Linked DNA regions of Homo sapiens: all the other regions are linked to region 3. A link is a contact called in ENCODE Hi-C or POLR2A ChIA-PET data. All regions are on one chromosome and are shown on one strand. The core of a region is the stretch at or near the end of the contact, and the rest is flanking DNA. Distances in the headings are between cores, read along the strand shown.

What was found. A loop is a pair of places that touch in the nucleus more often than their neighbours do. ChIA-PET counts read pairs that join two places held with the same protein, here RNA polymerase II (POLR2A). Pooled maps may share reads with other maps.
Region 1: a map of ascending aorta shows a loop between it and region 3 (26-fold over the local background). The contact joins the promoter of HTT here to the promoter of FAM193A in region 3. A Hi-C loop is called at or near these places in 5 of 168 maps with a recorded cell type or tissue (CD4-positive, alpha-beta T cell, CD4-positive, alpha-beta memory T cell, Right ventricle myocardium inferior and 2 more), 6 of 37 single-sample maps with no recorded cell type and 23 of 50 pooled maps.
Region 2: a map of CD8-positive, alpha-beta T cell shows a loop between it and region 3 (17-fold over the local background). The contact joins the promoter of LETM1 here to the promoter of FAM193A in region 3. A Hi-C loop is called at or near these places in 3 of 168 maps with a recorded cell type or tissue (CD8-positive, alpha-beta T cell, ascending aorta and naive thymus-derived CD4-positive, alpha-beta T cell), 2 of 37 single-sample maps with no recorded cell type and 14 of 50 pooled maps. POLR2A ChIA-PET finds 5 or more read pairs at or near these places in 3 of 52 experiments (Caco-2, activated CD4-positive, alpha-beta T cell and activated T-cell).
Region 4: a loop to region 3 is called in a map of CD8-positive, alpha-beta T cell, with 14 times the contacts of the local background. The contact joins the promoter of NELFA here to the promoter of FAM193A in region 3. A Hi-C loop is called at or near these places in 4 of 168 maps with a recorded cell type or tissue (B cell, CD8-positive, alpha-beta T cell, ascending aorta and 1 more), 4 of 37 single-sample maps with no recorded cell type and 18 of 50 pooled maps. POLR2A ChIA-PET finds 5 or more read pairs at or near these places in 1 of 52 experiments (PC-3).

Annotation. Positions count from the first base shown.
Region 1 is chr4:3,072,148-3,076,341 of GRCh38, reverse strand. HTT (huntingtin) reads right to left here and starts at 1,661. Exons shown (of 67, transcript NM_001388492.1): 1 at 1,254-1,661. The coding sequence starts at 1,516. It also overlaps HTT-AS. RefSeq lists enhancers at 766-815, 826-1,055 and silencers at 1,216-1,285, 1,396-1,835, 1,986-2,605.
Region 2 is chr4:1,852,997-1,857,577 of GRCh38, reverse strand. LETM1 (leucine zipper and EF-hand containing transmembrane protein 1) reads left to right here and starts at 1,422. Exons shown (of 14, transcript NM_012318.3): 1 at 1,422-1,709. The coding sequence starts at 1,628. RefSeq lists enhancers at 1-336, 1,006-1,075, 1,713-2,214 and silencers at 606-825, 1,226-1,785, 1,796-1,985, 2,780-2,956.
Region 3 is chr4:2,534,231-2,538,787 of GRCh38, reverse strand. It overlaps FAM193A (family with sequence similarity 193 member A), which reads right to left and starts at 2,141. Exons shown (of 21, transcript NM_001366318.2): 1 at 1,618-2,141. The coding sequence starts at 1,872. RefSeq lists silencers at 1,138-1,187, 932-1,226, 1,228-1,387, 1,438-1,727, 1,808-1,907 and 3 more.
Region 4 is chr4:2,007,021-2,011,537 of GRCh38, reverse strand. NELFA (negative elongation factor complex member A) reads left to right here and starts at 2,564. Exons shown (of 11, transcript NM_005663.5): 1 at 2,564-2,788. The coding sequence starts at 2,579. LOC124900839 reads left to right here. Exons shown (of 4, transcript XM_047416543.1): 4 at 1,365-2,532. The coding sequence starts at 1,777. The coding sequence ends at 2,532. RefSeq lists a silencer at 1,814-2,193 and enhancers at 2,254-2,773, 2,381-2,881.

The DNA of each region.
Region 1 (4,194 bases), core at 412-2,911, 540 kb before region 3:
ATCTGGGACACATCCAGATCGGAAATAGAATACTGAGAGGTAAGAGAAAGGCCTGAACTGCACCAGAGTACTTCCTAACTCCTACTGTACACTCGACACACAGACTTCCAGGGAAAGTCCTGGGGTTCCGCTAGATGTTTTAATGGTCTCTCTTTTCCTGTTTCAAAAATTCTCCCCAAGAACAAGCAACAGAAACCCCTAGCTTCCAAAAAGTAACAAGCTGTCAGCAATGAAGCAAACAGAAACCCTTTCACTGGCACATCTGAGATGCCCACGGAGTCTGCGGACCCCCCGTATTCTGGCAAGCCTGACTGGAATACTGGTAAAATGTACACCTCATTCATCCCTCGGCAATTAACCTCCCCATCAGCAACGTGTTGGTTTTATTCCCAACACACATAGGCAAAAAACTTCAATCAACTCTTCCTAATATTTAAGATAATTTCATTAATCACCACGTAAGTTCACCACTTTACTTGGCAACCACAACTCATTCAAACGCCTGCAGACCAACTTAGGCTTAGATGAGCAGATCTCTTAGGTGGTGCTTAAAATCGTGTTACTACCACCGTGATCATGAACTAAATGAAATGTCCTGACAATGTAGGAAGAGCCTCAAATCTCAGGCTGTTTTAAGTGCCACTAGGAAAAGAAATCTCCCATTGGACGCGCCCTCACTCCCCGCCCCCCCCCTGCCCCGCCACTCCCGCCGAGGCGTCCTAAAAGCATTATGTCATCCACTGCCCCCACATCTCTCCAGCTCCAAACCCCGCCTCCTCTCGAAGTGTCCCGCGCCCCCAGCCCTCTTCCCTCTCAGACTAGAAGAGGGAAGTGGCACTGAGCAAATCTCGGCTCCTCCAAGTTCTCTTCACAACGCAGTTAAAAGAACCCCCGCCCTGGTTTCTCGCAAATAAAAAGAAACAAGTTCTCGCCCCAACTCTTCGCATCCTGCGAAGGGCGAGAGGGCTGAGGCCGTGACTCCCCTCGGTGAATTCAGGACAGGCCCCAACAAGGCTCTGCCTCCCCTCGCGAGAGGACAAGGGAAGACCCAAGTGAGGGAGCGGGGCTGAAGTGGGGGAAGGCCTCGCCCCAGGAGGGGGCGGGTGTCCCTCATGGGCTCTGGGTTGCTGGGTCACTCTGTCTCTGCGGGGCCGGGGGTTCGTGTCGCCGGCCCGCAGGCTGCAGGGTTACCGCCATCCCCGCCGTAGCCTGGGACCCGCCGGGACAGGGAGCTGCAGCGGGCCCAAACTCACGGTCGGTGCAGCGGCTCCTCAGCCACAGCCGGGCCGGGTGGCGGCGGGGGCGGCGGCGGGGGCGGCTGCGGCTGAGGCAGCAGCGGCTGTGCCTGCGGCGGCGGCTGAGGAAGCTGAGGAGGCGGCGGCGGCGGCGGCGGCGGTGGCGGCTGTTGCTGCTGCTGCTGCTGCTGCTGCTGCTGCTGCTGCTGCTGCTGCTGCTGCTGCTGCTGGAAGGACTTGAGGGACTCGAAGGCCTTCATCAGCTTTTCCAGGGTCGCCATGGCGGTCTCCCGCCCGGCACGGCAGTCCCCGGAGGCCTCGGGCCGACTCGCGGCGCCGCTCAGCACCGGGGCAATGAATGGGGCTCTGGGCCGCAGGTAAAAGCAGAACCTGAGCGGCCGTCCATCTTGGACCCGTCCCGGCAGCCCCCACGGCGCCTTGCGTCCCAGACGCTGCGCCGGCGGAGGCGGGGCCGCGCCGGCGGAGGCGGGGCCACGCCGGCCAGCATGATTGACAGCCCTAGCCTGCGGACTCTGCCAATGGCTGGCCAGGGAACCAGCCCGCCCCTGCCCCCGCAGGTTCTGCCTCACACAGCAAGGCCGCTGACAGCGCAGCGCCCCACCCGGGCGAAGGCGCGGGGCTCAACGGAGAGGGGACGGGGCGTGGTGAGACTGTAATGGGGTGAGGCGAAGCTGTGTGTGAAGTGTCGCGGCGAGGCGGGACGAGGAAGGGACGGGGCGGGACTGCATGGTAAGGGAGGCGTGGCGATGCGGGGGGCGTGGCGATGCGGGGGGCGTGGTGAGGTAGGGGCGTGGCGAGGCCGGGGCGGGGCACAGCAGGGAGGCCGCCTGAGGGGCGGGGCGAGACGGGGGCGGGGCGGGGCGATGCTGGGGACGGGGACATTAGGCAGGCCGGCTGAGGGGCGGGGCGGCTGAGGGGCGGAGCGGGATAGGGGAGGGGACTGGCCGGTGAGGGGTGGGGAGGCTGGGGGCGGGGCAGGAAGGTGAGAGGTGGGGCGAGGGAGGGGTGGGGCGCGGAGGGGCAGGGCCATGGAGGGGCTCGCCCATGAAGGACGGGGCCATGGACGGGGCGGGGCCGTGGAGGGGGCGCCGAGCGCGGGCGCAGGCCCATGCGGAAAGGATCCCCCGCCGACGCCTGGAGCGGGGCGACAGCCGGCCGTGGACTCTGAGCCGAGGTGGCCTTGGGGTTTGCCCTCCCGCCACACTGGCCCGTGGCCAGAGCCATACTCACCCGGACAGCCCTGCGGGGAGCCAGCTGCGGGGCTCTCTGCACGGGGAGAGGGTGGGCGAGCTCCTGCGCAGAGCGCAGAGAATGCGCGTGGTCGGCACGACCTGAGGACCCCAAGTGTGACCCCCACCCCACCCCCAGTGAGCTGGAGAGGCCCCTGCAGGGCGGTGTCCACAGGCCTGGCGCCCCCCATCGGTCCCAGCGCAGCGCCCCGGAAGGGAGGAGAGGGTCTGGGGCAGGCCTGGGTGGTCAGCGCCTGCTGCCCACAGAGGCACTGTGATTAGTGCAGCGAGAAGCAGCTATGGCCACAAGATGCCGCCCACAGGAATGAGTCCCGACCTGGGGGCGTTTCTTTATGGGAGTGCACCCCTGCTCTGACCTTCCGGCAGGACCCCCAAGGGGCGTCATTCAGCAGCAGCTCAGCAGAGGTCTGTGGGGCACCCCCTCACGCCTGGGACACAGGCCGTGGCGGGCAGGGTCCTGGTCTCCAGAGCCTCCTGCCTTTTGGGTGGTAGAGGGGCAAACGGAGAGGGCAGCTGTCCAGCCTGCCCAGCAGGGAGTAAGGTTGGCCTCAGAGACAACCGCCCAGCCGGGGGGTGATGCAGGCAGAGAGGAGCCCAGTAAAGCCTACTTTAGCCAGGCCACACCTGCAACCCAGAGTCCCCTGCTCTGTGGCCACAAACAGCACCTCCGCCTTGTCTCAGAGCCTGTCCTAAAGGGAAACCCAGCATTGTCCCCAGTGGGGTAGCAGTAGCCTCCCTTTTCTTGAGAAGGACAGCAGAGAAACAGCTGTTAGTTCCCAGTTCTTGGGAGGCTGATGTGGGAGGATCACCTGAACCCAGGAATTTGAGGCTGCAAGTGAGCTAGGATTGCACCACTGCACTCCAGCTTGGGTGATAGAGCGACACTGTCTCTAAAAAAATTAAGTTCCAGCGAGGTGCGGTGGCTCACGCCTGTAATCCCAGCACTTTGGGAGGCCAAGGCAGGCAGATCACCAGAGGTCAGGAGTTCGAGACCAGCCTGGCCAACATGGCGAAACCCTGTCTCTACTAAAAATACAAAAATTAGCCGGGTGTAGTGGTGCATGCCTGTAGTCCCAGCTATTCCGGAGGCTGAGGCAGAATTGCTTGAACCTGGGAGGTGGAGGTTGCAGTGAGCCAAGATCATGCCATTGCACTCCAGCCTGGGTGACAAGAGTGAGACTCTGTCTCAAAAATAAATAAATAAATAAAGTTCCCAGTTCTCTGCTGTTAATAAGGGCCTTTGTCCACTGTGTCAGGCCTCAAGGTTGTTAGTTACCTCAGTGGGCAGACTCATAAGATGGCCCCAGCACCCCTCACCTCCTGGTATTGACACCCTTGTATGACCCCTCCCCGTGAGCTTGGGCTGTACCTGGTGGCCTGCTTCTAACCAATGGGCAAAGGTGATGGAATGTCACCCCATGACTAGGTCGCAAAAGGGTATGACTTCAGTCTCCCTGGCCCTCTCTGTTGCCTTCTTGGCATGGATGCTCTGATGAAGTCAGCTGCCATGTTGGAGAGGCCCACATGGCGAGGACATAAAGGCGGCCTCTGGCCAACAGGCAGTGAGAACTGAGGTTCTCAGTCCAGCAGGCCATGAGGAACTGGATCCTGCCAACACCACGTGAGATTGGAAAGGGACCCTTCCCCGGCTGAGCTCTCAGGTGGGAGGCAGCTGGTATTTGACTGAA
Region 2 (4,581 bases), core at 173-2,672, 680 kb after region 3:
TCAACCAGCCTCTCAAGACTGGGGAGCTGGCTGGCATCAGGCGTTTCACACCCCATGCGCTCCAGGGAACAGAGATGCTGAGTGTGCACTACAAGACCCTCCCCAGGCGGTGCCCTGAGGTGCCGCGGAGAAGCAGGAGGAGGCAGGTTACATCCCTGAACAAGACAGAGGGCAGGGCAAGTGCTGTGCTGGGGATCTCCTAGCTGGAGATCTCCACCAGCTGGGCCCCCAGCGCCGCAGGTCCCCATTTTTCTCCCTGCCTGCTTTCTCTGCCCCAACTCAGGGATCCTCATCTTAGGGAAGGAAGGGGAAGGTGGAGCTCAGAGGTCACGGTCTGCTGGGAGGCTGCACGGTCTCTCTCCCCTGGACTGGTCAGGGCCGGCTATTAAACTGGGCTGGGGGGAGGCTCCTGGGAGACGGCGCATGAGCGGTCCGCGAGCCCAGCCCAGCTCTGGCGGGAATTCTGGAGACTTCGAGCCAGGTCCTTGGCGTCCTGGGCTTCGGCTGTTCCTTCTTGGACTGGGAAGTGGAGCGGACAGGGTATGGCCCAGGTTAGGAAGTCTGGCGCTCTTGCGGCGCGCGGGACCCCAGGGGCTGCTTAGGCCAGAGCGAAACGAGGGGTCCCCCCGCGCCAACGCAGGACCCATATCTACCCCTCCCGCTCAGACGGGAGGACGCGGTGTGCCGGGATGGGGGGCCGCTATGCTGGCTGCGCCGCCACCCGGCCTAGTGCCCTCGCCTCCAGGGGCCGGCATGGCCCTGTCCTTCGGGGCGGGACCCTGCGCTCCCGTCCCCCCAGTGGTGACGGGGACTCCCGACGCCGAGCAGCGCCGTATCTGGGGAGCGCCGCCCGGTACGCAGGGAAGAGGCACTCAGAGCTGCGCGCGCCAGAGTGCAGACCGCCGAGGGCAGAGCCACAGAGCAGGGGGGCCGGCGAGGGACCGCGGCCGAGGGCGTCGAGGGCGCCCCTCCATCCCCAGCGTCCCCTGACTTGCCCTTGGAGCCCCAAGCTCCCAGGAGCCGTTTTCTACTCGTGGGTGCAGGACTTAGTCCCAGAAAAGTTCCGGACACACGCGCTGCTGCCGCCGCCCGGAGACGAAAAGACACTCCCCGCGCAAGCGCGGCCGACTCCCTCAGCTCCTGCGGCCGCCACGCTGCGAGCCCCGGCGTCCACGGTACGACGGGAACCAGGATGCAGCGAGCCCCAGGAGCCAGCCGCCCCGGTGCACGCCGGGACCGGTAGTCCGCGCCTCAGGGTAGTCCGCCGCTCCGGTGCACGCCGGGATCGGTAGTCCGCACCCCAGCGTGCAGGCCGTCCCGGTGCACGCCGGAACCGGTAGTCCGCGGTGGCGCGGTCCGCCCCTCACCTGGCCAGCGGCGGGCGCTGAGGGGCCCAATGGGAGCCGCGGCCTGGCCGCCCCGCCCCGCGCCTCCGGACGTCTGTGCCGGGACAAGGCCGCCGCTGGTGCCGGGTCCTTGAGGAGAGCGCCTCCCGTCCGAGGCCAGCCGCCTCTGTCAGCCGTCCGCGCGGGCCGGGTCTGAAGCGCCGCCGGGACGGCGAAGAGCCGCGGCCGCCGCGGAGAAGGAGGCAGCGCAGGAGGCCGGAGCGGCCGCCGCGCCCGAGCACATGGCGTCCATCTTACTGAGGAGCTGCCGCGGCCGGGCGCCCGCCCGCCTCCCGCCGCCGCCTCGGTACACCGTCCCGCGGGGTAAGCGGCGGGCACCCCAGGGCGGGGCCGGCTCCCGGCTGGTGGGTCGGGAGCGCGGACGACCCGCGGGTTCGGGCTGGTTGTCACGGCGATGCGGGGAGCCCGGTGGTCCCGGCCTCCGGAGCCCCTGCGGGACCGTGGGGCCCCGGGTCTCGTCGCGGGCTGGGCCGCCAGCGCCGGGCGGAGCCGCTGGGCCTCTGCCGTGTGTTGTGACCTTAGGCGGCCGGGTCCCCCGGGTCACTGCCTCAGAGACAGTGGGAAAATTCTGAAGGGCTGGGCAGCCCTGGCGCGCCCTGCGCGAGTAAGCTTGGTGGAACGTGTCCACGCACGAGGACGGCCGTGCCCTTTGGTCACGTTTGGGGTCCCGGAGACGAGACTGGGTGGGCAGGGCAGACACCGGCGAGCAGGACCTGCTGGGCTGCAGGAGCCTTCCTGGTCCGTCACTGATGAGGTGATGCCAGCACCTACAAACCCCTGTGGTGTGATTAGGCCGCGACCGGCACCCGGGGAACACGGGGACTCCGGAGCCGCTGAGGGTCCTCAGGGTGCGTGGCTTTAGCCCCCCTAGCCTCAGGTGCTGTCTGGAGTGAATGCTGTCCCAGGGTGTGCCCACCTCCTCTCTCTCTCTAATTAACCAACTTATTTGAGTCTATGTCCTTATTTGTAAAATTGGAATAAACATAAAACTTGCTAAGAGGGACTCAAGTAAAATAATTAGTGCAGTGGTGCGATCATACTCACTGCACCTCAAACTCCTGGGCTCAAGCTATCCTTCTGCCTCAGCCTCCCAAGTTGTTAGTTGTGCCACACAACACCCAGCTAATTTTTTTTTTTGTAGTTTTTTTGTAGAGACAGGGTCTTGGTATGTTGCCCAGCCTGGTCTTGAACTCCAAGGCTCAACTGATCCTCCTGCTTTGGCCTCCCAAAGTGCTGGGATTACAGGAGCCACCATGCCCAGGCACCCAGCTTCAATATTCTTGTCTCTGTTCCCCACCCCCAAAGAGATAGATTGAAGTTGCCCTGAATGTATCCTCCCAATTCTTGTTTTTTTTTGTTTGTTTGTTTGTTTGTTTTTAAAGACAGAGTCTCAATCTGTTGCTCAGGCTAGAGTGCAGTGGTGTGATCTTGGCTCACTGCAACCTCCACCTCCTGGGTTCAAGTGATTCTCTTACCTCAGCCTGCCGAGTTGCTGGAATTATAGGCACCCGCCATCACGACTGGCTAATTTTTGTATTTTTAGTAGAGACTGTTTTCTCCGTCTTGGCCAGGCGGGTCTCGAACTCCTGACCTCAGGTGATCCACCCACCTCGGCCTCCCAAAGTGCTGGGATTACAGGCGTGAGCCACCGCGCCCGGCCCCCAATTCTTGTAATTTTTTTTTTTTTTTTTTGAAATGGAGTCTCGCTCTGTCATCCAGGCTGGAGTGCAGTGGCATGATCTCGGCTCACTGCAACCTCTGCCTTCCAGGTTCAAGCGATTCTCCTGCCTCAGCCTCCTGAGTAGCTGGGATTACAGGCGCACACCCTCATGCCTGGCTAATTTTTGTATTTTTAGTAGAGATGGGGTTTCACCATGTTGGTCAGGCCGGTCTTGAACTCCTGACCTCGTGATCCACCCACCTCAGCCTCCCAAAGTGCTGGGATTACAGGCGTGAGCCACCTCGCCTGGCCAATTCTTGTAATTTTTACAATAATGGCTGGTTAGCCACTGAAACTTTTGGAGTGGTGAGAGGATGTTGAGTGGTGGAACTGCACAGTCTGAAGGTGGAGCTCAGCATGTGGTCTTTCCAGTTGCTGTGTTAGATGTTAGAGCTCTCTCTGGACCTCTTGATGGTGATAAAAGTACTTTTAACACTTCGTGCTTATTATCAGATTTTTGATAAATAATAATAATAATTAGCTTTTTATGTGCGATTCTGTCATTTCAGGAACACAAATGTCTTCTGTAGTTACTACTGTGCTTTGTGACAGGGACACTGGCAGGTCTGCTGTAGAAACAGTAGGGATTTCAGAGCCAGCGAGACCCAGGGCTGGACTGTGGAGGAGGTCCCTGAACTGATGAGTGATACACCGAGTGGAGTGCTGCAGGCCCCTGCTATTAACATCTTAGATGAGTAGGGTTCGTTGTCACAGTTAATGAACTGACCTTGATCTGTTACTGTTCACTAAAGTCCATAACATATTCAGATTTTCTTTACTCTCCCGTTCTCCATTCTGAGGTCCTTTTTCTGTCCCAGGACCCATCTGTACCACCCTTCTTGATTGCCTCTCAGGCTTTCCTTGTCTGCAGTGACCTTGACAGCTTTGAGGAGTACTGCCCAGGTGGAGTGTAGGGTGCTGCTCTACTGGTATTTCTTGATGTTTCCTCATAATTAAGCTGGGAAAGATGGTTTTTCAGGAGGAAGACCACAGAGGTGAAGCATCCTTATCATATCCCGCCGAGGCTCCATGCTGTCCAAATGATTTGTCACTGTTGATGTTGACCTTGATCAGTAGGCTGAAGTGGTGTTTGTCAGGTTTTTCACTGCCCAGTTACTCTTGTCCCACCTCCCCATTTGTCCTTTTTGGGAGGAAGTCGCTTTACGAGCAGAAGCAGGGCTGACTCCAAGGGCTGTGTGGGAGAGGGGGCCTCTGGCCTGAGCCGCCTGGGGACAACAGTGAGGGCTGTGTGGGAGAGGTGGCCTCTGGCCTGAGCCGCCTGGGGACAACAGTGCCATTTGTTGAAACTGGGGAGGACTTGGGGAGGAGCAGAATGAGGAGGGGCGCTAGTTGAGAGTTCTTGGAGGTGTGGACTGTGCCGTGCCCATCAGACCTGTGGGGCGTGTGTATTCAAGTCAGGGAAGAGATTGCCTGGGGAGGAGGTGGAGGTCAGGT
Region 3 (4,557 bases), core at 892-3,391:
CTGGTTTTTATTGAATCAATAGAAATGAATATATTCCACATCCAGCTACACCAAAAATTATCAATATTTTGTGTAAGGATATGCACAGGCAAACCCCCCCCGCCCTCCCCTACCCGACAGCAGCAAACACTGCCCTTAAAAACCCCAAAGATCCAAACGCTCAAGACTCATCCTTGATCCCAAGAACTGCGGCCTGTTTTGATCTCCAGGATACTGGATGAGGGCAATCTCGGGAGACTGAAGTCCAGGACTACAGCCCAAGACCCTAATGTAACAATATAATAATAATAAAAACGGCCGGGCGCGGTGGCTCACACCTGTAATCCCAGCACTTTGGGACGCCAAGGTGGGCGGATCACCTGAGATCACGAGTTCGAGACCAGCCTGGCCAACATGGTGAAACCCTGTCTCTACAAAAATTAGCCGGGCATGGTGGCGCATGCCTGTAGTCCCAGCTACTCGAGAGGCTGAGGCAGGAGAATCGCTTGAACCCGGGAGGCGGAGGTTACAGTGAGCCAAGATCGCGCCATTATTGCACTCCAGCCTGGGCGACAGAGCGAGACTCCGTTCTCAAAAGAAAAAAAAAAAAAGAACAATTTGTGTCATGATTTAGCACAAAAATACTCCCAACGCTTCTTTCATTTTTTAATTGCAATATCTTTAAAACTACATAATTTAAGAGTTTAAATAACATTATAAGAACGCAACTTTTCAAAAAAAATCTATTCTCTTTCAGCAGACAATGGGATAACTGGAAATGACTGCGCCAATTGCATACCCACTTATAAATAGTGTACCCTCTGAAATGTTGTGACCAACGGTTGAATAAAAGTGGCAGGAATCCATAATTGGTAGGTGCAATGTGTGCTAGCTGTCTTCATAAACAAAACTGAAAAAAATCACCTTTCAAATTCCTTAAGTTCGAACCCTAAATACATACCTGAGTAACCAAACCACTAAATACCCCTGAAAACTTAACAAAGCGGGGGAGGAGGGGCCAGGGCTGCCAGCTCCAGGTGGCTGTCAGGTAGATTTCAAATAACCACATAGGAGGACCAAAGGAAAACTTCCGGGAGGCCCTTCTCAATCATCACGCGCACGGAATAACGAAGGTGGCCAGAGAAACATTTCAAAGCCCTGGGAGCGAAAGGGCAGCTTTGCTCACTCCCGGAATCGCAGTCGCTCTGGAACCGCCGCAGCGGGCGAGGCGCCACGACAGAAGCCCGGGCCTCGCGGGTATCACCCGCCGGGTCCAGCGGAAGGCGAAGCGCCGTGCGCGGAGCTGCACCCCGGAGACGTCCCCGCCCGTTGAGGGGCTGCTCCAGCCTGCGGACCAGCCCGTCGCCGTGAGCGGCGGCCCCGGTGTAGCCCTCCCGCCGCCTCTGCTCAGGTTCTCCTCTCAAGAGGCTGACAGAGGCCGCGTCACGCCGAGCACGGCCCACCTGCCGCCCTGCCCCGGGACCTCGGCAAGCGCAGCGCCGCAGGACCCGTTATCCGCCCGCCCGCAGCATCCCGCTCCCAGGCCCGGGGCCGACAGCGGGAGGCCGAGCTCCGCCAAGGCGCGAGGGAACGGCAACCGCGTACCGCCATCGACCCCTGCCCGCTGCCGCCGCTTACCTCGAAGTAGCCTCCGGGGGCGGCGCCGCCCGCGCTCGCGCCCGCGCCGAGAGGCCCGTTGGCCGCCGCCGCGCCGCCCACCAGGCCTGCCGCGCTGCCCGGGGCCGCCAGGCCCGCGGCCTGGGAACCGCGCAGCGCCGCCGCCGGGCCGGCCTTGCCGCTGCTCGCGCCGCCGTTACCCCCGCCCGAGCCGCCGCCGCCGCCCCGCTTGTTCTTCCGGCGCTTGGCCCCGCGCTTGGCGTCGGCTGGGCTCATGGCGGGCGGGGAGAGGGGCGCAGAGCGGGCGCGGGGGCCGCGGGCGGCGGCGGAGGGCGGGGAAGGCGGGGAGGCTGAGGCGGCCGCGGCGGCGGGCGCTCCGGCCAGCCGGGGGGCGCTGCGCGGGGTCGCGTCCGGGTCGGGGAGGGCTGGGGCGGGCGGGAGCTGCGGGGCAGGCCGCTGGGCGGGAGGAACCGCGAGTCCACAGTCCCGGCGCCGCGGCTGACCAGAGTTAGAGTCCAATATGGCGGACACAAGGGGAAAGGGATCCCAGTTTACGTCGGGGGAGGGGGAAGGAGCAGCGGGGAGGGGGAGGGGTGTGGGCCCCCACCCCCCACCCCCACCCCGCCTTACTCCGCCCCCCGGCTCTGCTTTTCCCTTTGCTTGCCCACCCCCTCCTGCCGTTAACGTGCCTCGGCGCGCAGGACACGCCGGGAACTGAAGTCCGTGCTGCCCGTGCAGCAGCTGGGGGTACCCGGGGGTGGACCACGATTCCCGTCAGGCCTTGCGAGGCCGAGGGCCCGGGCGCTGGGAGGAGCTGGGGCCAGGGAGCTGGATGCGGCGGTGATGTCACCGCCTCGCTCGTCGCCGCAGGTCCCGCCCGCGCCGCGCGGCCTTCTGGGCGTTGTGGTCGGGCGTAGGGCTAGGCCGGCAGGAGGCCGCGCCGCCGCCCGCGAGGCAAACTACACGGCTGGCGGCAGGGAGTTCCGCCTCTCTGACCGGTGTCCGCTGCCCGCCCGCCCCGCCCGCCTCGCCCGCGCCCCTGTCCGCCGCCCAGGTGCCGCAGACCGGCGCGGCTCCCGGGATGCACCAGGGGCGGCGCGGCGCGGCCCTGGCCTCGCCAGGAACGCCCGGTGACCTTGGGCTAGTCTAGTTCTGGTCCAGATGACTCAGTGAGGACCACAGAATCCCTGCCTCGTGGGCTGGGCGGGGGTTCGGGCAGCGCTGGAAAGCCGGGCGCGGTGCGGTGGGGTCCGCCTGGGTGCGGAGGCAGCGGCGGAGCCGGCGAATCTTGGACCGGGCCTGGGGCTGGGACACGCCGGTCGGTTCCCCGAGAACCCCTCGCCTAAAGGGTGCTCTTCCCGAGCCCGCCCTCTCCCTGCTATCCCGTTAAGCCCTCTCCAGTGGTCCCGGTGCCTTGCTAATCCACGGGGCCCTAGGACGATCCGGCCGTGTCCCACACCCTCGCACTCACGCACCTCGGGGACGACTAGCCGGGTCAGACCCTCGCAGACGTCCAGATCAGAAATAAGGGCTTGCGTCTGGACCCTCCTCCCTCCGCGGCCTTGCAGACATCTGCGAGCCCCAGGCAGAGCTCTGCCCTGAGACCCGGGCCACGGGGGGACCCTGCCGGCGGCTCCGCCCCCTGGAGGGCCCCGCTTACCACAGACACAGAGGCACAAAGGACATGATTTCCCCTTTTTGGTTCCACCGGTGGTGTCAGGCCGAGAGGCGGCGGGCTTGGCATTGGGATGTACGGCCTGCCAGGCTCCCCTTGCAGCGTTAACCGAGCTCTACTGTTCGTCCTGGGTCCCCGCAACCCGCCCCAGCTGCAGCCACAGCCTCCTGATCCTCTGACCCATTCTTCATGACACAAGCAGAAATCTCATGTGATCAGAAGAAAGCTACCCTTAAAGCCATTCAGATACCATCCTAGACGAAAAAAGGCCCCCCGCCCCATCAGGGTCTTGGATGATCCTGCCACTGAACATGGATTTTGAGAGAGCGGGTAGGAATGCGTTTCTGGCCTCTTTTTCAGTGTCATAGGCTGTCCCTGCCCCTTGCCTCAACCCCTGTCCTTTCCTTTGTCATAGCACATTGCACAGGATTGGGATTCATGATGTCACCAGTATCCCCAAAGACAAAAGGTTTTATTGGGCAGGAGAGAACCTGAGAATGCCTGCCTCACACACCTCTGACACCCAAGCTACTGCAAAGCAAGAGGCTGAGCACCCAGCACTCTACTATTTGCTGAATCAATGAATGACAATAATGACCATTAGGCCTGGGTGCCTTGGCTCATGCCTGTAATCCCAGCAGTTTGGGAGGCCGAGGTGGGCGGATCACCTGAGGCCGGGAGTTCAAGACAGCCTGGCCAGCAAAGCGAAACCCCGTCTCTACTACAAATACAAAAATTAGCTGGGCATGGTGGCACACACTTGTAATCCCAGCTACTCGGGAGGCTGAGGCAGGAGAATCGCTTGAACCCGGGAGGCAAGGGTTGCAGTGAGCCGAAATAGTGCCATTGCACTCCAGCTTGGGCAACGAGCAAAACTCCGTCAAAAAAAAAAGAGGCCGGGCACAGTGTGGCTCTCGCCTGTAATCCCAGCACTTTGGGAGGCCGAGGTGGGGCGGGTCATGAGGTCAGGAGATTGAGACCATCCTGGCTAACACGGTGAAACCCCGTCTCTACTGAAAATACAAAAAATTAGCCGGGCCTGGTGGCGGATGCCTGTAGTCCCAGCTACTCAGGAGGCTGAGGCAGGAGAATGGCGTGAACCTGGGAGGCGGAGCTTTCGGTGAGCCCAGATCAAGCCACTGCACTCCAGCCTGGGCCACAGAGCGAGACTCCGTCTCAAAAACTCAAAACAAAACGAAAGAAAGAAAAGAATAAAAATAATGACAGGCCGGGCCTGGTGGCTCATGCCTGTAATCCTAGCACTTTGGGAGGCCGAGGTGGGCGAA
Region 4 (4,517 bases), core at 1,315-3,814, 530 kb after region 3:
AATGAAAAAAACTTTGGCTTTCTAATTTTGCAATCTGATAGGTGTAATGAGGCATCTTGTTATTTTAATTTGGGTTTGTCAGGTTGCTGATGAATTTAAGCATCTCTCCATGTGCTTCTCCGGTATTTGGGTTTCTCCTACGAATTGCTTTTTTTTTTTTTTTTTTTTTTGAGACAGAGTCTCGCTCTGTGGCCCACGCCTGAGTTCAGTGGTGTGATTTCCGCTCCCTCCAACCTCTGCCTCCTGGGTTCAAGCGATTCTCCTGCCTCAGCCTCCTGAGTAGCTGGGATGACAGGCATGAACCACCACGCCCCACTGTTTTCGTATTTTTAGTAGAAACGGGGTTTCACTATGATGGCCAGGCTGTGAATTGCCTATTCTTATCTTCTGCACATTTGTCTATTGTCGGTCTTTTTCTCGTCGATTTACAAGCATTCCTTTTTTCATTCTGAATATTAATCCATTGCTTTCTGATGCTGTAACTAAGTCCTCCTAGTGGTTTGTCTTCTTGGTTAAGCCAGATGTTAACTTGGATTTTTCCTGCATAAAACTGAAGACTCAAGATGCATCAAGCACTGTATACAGAAAAGTGCTGCGTATCCTACAGAAAGCTACAGACAGTTGGGGGTCAGAATCATTCGGATTGTTTCAAGTTTGGGGCTATTATAAATAAAGCTGCTATAAACGTTTGCACACAGGTTTCTGTGAACAAAAATTTTCATTTCAACCAACTAATGTTTACGGTTCAATCATGATTTCACAACTTGAAGTAACTTTCACTCTTCTCATACTAAATTTGATATGTCGTCCACTGTTAAACTATTTCTTACCCTCAGATTATAATTATTAAACTTTTTTTTTTTTTTTTGAGAGGGAGTTTTGCTCTTGTGGCCCAGGCTGGAGTGCAATGGCAAAATCTCGGCTCACCGCAGACTCCGCCTCCCGGGTTCAAGCCATTCTCCTGCCTCAGCCTCCCGAGTAGCTGGGCTTACAGGCAAGCCATGCGCCACCAAGCCCGGCTAGTTTTGTATTTTTAGTAGAGACGAGGTTTCTCCATGCTGGCCAGGCTGGTCTCGAACTCCCGACCTCAGGTGATCCGCCCGCCTTGGCCTCCCAAAGTGCTGGGATTACAGGCGTGAGCCACCGTGACCGGCCTAATCATTAAACTTCTTTCAGCACTAGCCCCACTGATGTCACAACTTCACCCATTAGTCAATAACTTGTCTTTGCTGAATTCGACACTTTTGAATCATTTAAAAAATATTCTCTTAAATTTTATGTGCTATTTGCAATGTAACGGTTGTCGACATGACAGTTTTAAGTTTAATCTTTATCATCAACATTTTCTCTATCACTTTCTTCAGTTTAAGCAATCAACAAAACCACCGCTCCAGCACTGATTTGTAGCATTTGCGGGTTTCCCCCGTGTGACTTCCGCAGGACTGCCAAGTTCAAGCCGCCAGGGCCAGGGCACTGCTAGCAGCTGGGCTGAGCCCTGTTCTCCCGGCGTTCCCACCGCCCAGTGGCAATAGCTGTGAACGGCGGCAGGAGCATGGCAGTGGAACAATAAGGAAAAGATCTTTTAAAAAAAAGATATAATACAGAAGCCAAGCAAGGCGGCCCCGACCTGTAACCCCAGCACTCTGGGAGGCAGAGGCGGGCGGGCGGATCGCTTGAGCCCAGGAGTTTGAGACCAGCCTGGCCAACATAGGAAGGCCTCGTCAAAAAGACAAAAGGGTAAAACGAATTTAATAAAATGAAGTTTAACTTTTACTCATGTTTGTATCTAATGACAAGCTTTTAAAACTGAAAAGTTCACTACTGGCTCCTGCCTGGCGGCTCCAGCCCGACTGGGGGCCGGGGCCTCCCTGCACTGTGGGGTCACGAGTGCCCCTGGACAGCTCCCGAGCGCCCTCCGACCCGCATGCTCAGCGCAGCCCCGTCGGCGGCGCGCCACGGGCAGAGCGGGCTCAGCGGGGGACGGAAGCTCAGCGCTGCGACCGGGATCCCGCAGGCTCGCTCCGCAGGGCCGCGGCTCCTCTCCGTGCAGGTGCTGGGCCCGCGGGGGCGGGGCGTCCACACGGTCCGCGCCGAGACCCAAGCGGGGAAAAAGCGAAGAGCGGACAGCGGGGCAGGTGCCACAGGGAGCCTCCGCCCCACCGCGCGAGCAGCAAGTCTGCGGCGCTTGACACCTGCACTGCGAATGCCAGGCCGCAGCCCGGGCTCCCAAGACGCGAATACGCGCGCCTGCTCGTGACGTCATTTTTTGCGGTCTTCCCGAGAGCCAGCAGAGGGCGCCGCCATGATGTTTTACGGAAGCCGATAGTCCTTGCTCAGCGGCACCCCGTCCTTCCGGCTCTCGGCTTTGCCACAAAGCTTCCCGAAGACGCGGCCGCTACCCGGAGACGCGGTCGCCACCCAGAAGCGCTCTCCCGGGAAGCCCCGCTCGTGGGACCGCGCCACCTGCGCCGCCTCTGCGGCCCGCAGCCCGACGGGCGCCGCCATGTTGGGGTCCTAGCGAGGGACGCGTAGGTGTCTTCATAAGATGCCGGGGCAGCGGCGCGCGCTTTCCCCCAAGATGGCGTCCATGCGGGAGAGCGACACGGGCCTGTGGCTGCACAACAAGCTGGGGGCCACGGACGAGCTGTGGGCGCCGCCCAGCATCGCGTCCCTGCTCACGGCCGCGGTCATCGACAACATCCGTCTCTGCTTCCATGGCCTCTCGTCGGCAGTGAAGCTCAAGTTGCTACTCGGGACGCTGCACCTCCCGCGCCGCACGGTGGACGAGGTAAGGCAGGCGTGGCGCCCCGCGGCCCCCAGATTCCCAACCTTCCCACCTCCGACCCGCACACCCAACTCCGGACCCTCCTCGCTCCCTCCCCCAACCTTCCCATCCCCCTTCAGACTGTTAACCCCCCCGGCCCGCCCTCACGCCCCCTCCTCGCTCCTCCGAATACCTCCCTCCAGTCCTCACCTCCCCCTGGGTCCTCATCCCCCGCCTCGATCCTCATCTCCCACCTCGGTTCTCATCCCCACCGTGGGTCTTCAGGACCCCCCGCCCCTCCTCGCCCCCTGGGAATCCCCCACTAGGGTCCTCACCTCCCTACTTTTCGTCCTCACCCCTACCCAAGTTTTCACCTCCCCTGGGATCCTCAATCTCCTCCCCGCCGGGCCCCGGGTTCTCGCTACGACCCCCAGGTCCTCACTCCCCTCCCTGGGCCCCCGGGTACTCATCCCCACCCGCCCCCGCCTCCCCCGCCTTCGGTCCTCACCACCCTAATCCCCCACCGTGCCGAAGCGACCGACTCTTGGAGCGGGGGTGCGCCGGCCCCAGCGGGGTCTCCCATCGGGGTTTCCCGTCGGGGACGCAGCCCTGGTGACCTGGGCGAGGGCGGGGATCCCGAGAGAAACCCCCGCGTGAGGAAGGGGCGGCCTGGGCTCGGTAGCTCCAGTGTCCGCTGACTGGATTTTCTTGTTCTCACCTCGCAAAGACCCCGGCCGTCCGGAGCGCTCTGTGTCCGTTTTACTCTTTTCTACACGCCGTTTTGCGTCATTCCAATAAGTGGGTGTGTGAGGTTTGTTTTCTTTTTTCCTAAACTTTATATTGTATCGCTTTCCGTGCGAAATAAACCGAGTAGTTTTGCAGACTATTGAAGCCCCATGGTTGTTTAAACGTTCCTGGCTACTGATGTATTATTAGCTATTATAGGTTGTAATTGCTTTTGATTGAGATATGACATGTATGGAAAAGTGCATTTTTGTTCAGTTTAACGAATAATAATAGCATCGCGAGCCACTCCTGTGATCCTTACACAGGTGGAGAAGTAGAACCATGCCTGTTCCTTGGAAGCCTCCCACTGGTAATCACGGCCTTCTTCCTTTCCCCTTCCTCATTTTGGAAAGGTAATCATTTCTGTGCCATCTCCCCGGTGTGAGCAATTATTTATGCACCCCTAAATGGCACAGCTTGGTTGCCGGATTTGGAGTTAGTGTGATGGTATCATAGTGTATTTTGTGTGTGGCGTGCATGTGTCTTTTTGGTCGACGCCGTGACAGTTTCATCCACGTTGCAGCTGACTGCAGTTTAATTTTCACTGCTGCGTGGTATTCCTGTCTGTGAGCACGAGGCACTTTATCCATTCTGCCACAGTGACACGCTTAGCTTTTGTGCTCTTGTAAATCATCCCGTTACTACATTACGGTCATATGTTCAGGTGTTTGGAATCTTGGATTTCTCTAGGGTATAACATCTAGGAGTGGAATTGTGAGGATCATAGGATCATGCCAAATTATTTTTCAGAGTGTTTTGTTTTTGTGTTTGTGTTTTGTTTGAGACAGGGTCTGGCGCTGTCAACCAGGCTGGAGTGCAGTGGCACCATCGTGACTCACTGCAGCCTTGACCTCCTCACCTCAGATCTTCCCATCTCAGCCTCCTGAGTAGCTGGGACTACAGGGTTTCACCATGCTGCCCAGGCTGGTCTTGAACTCCTGACCTCAAGCAATCTGCTTGCCTCAGC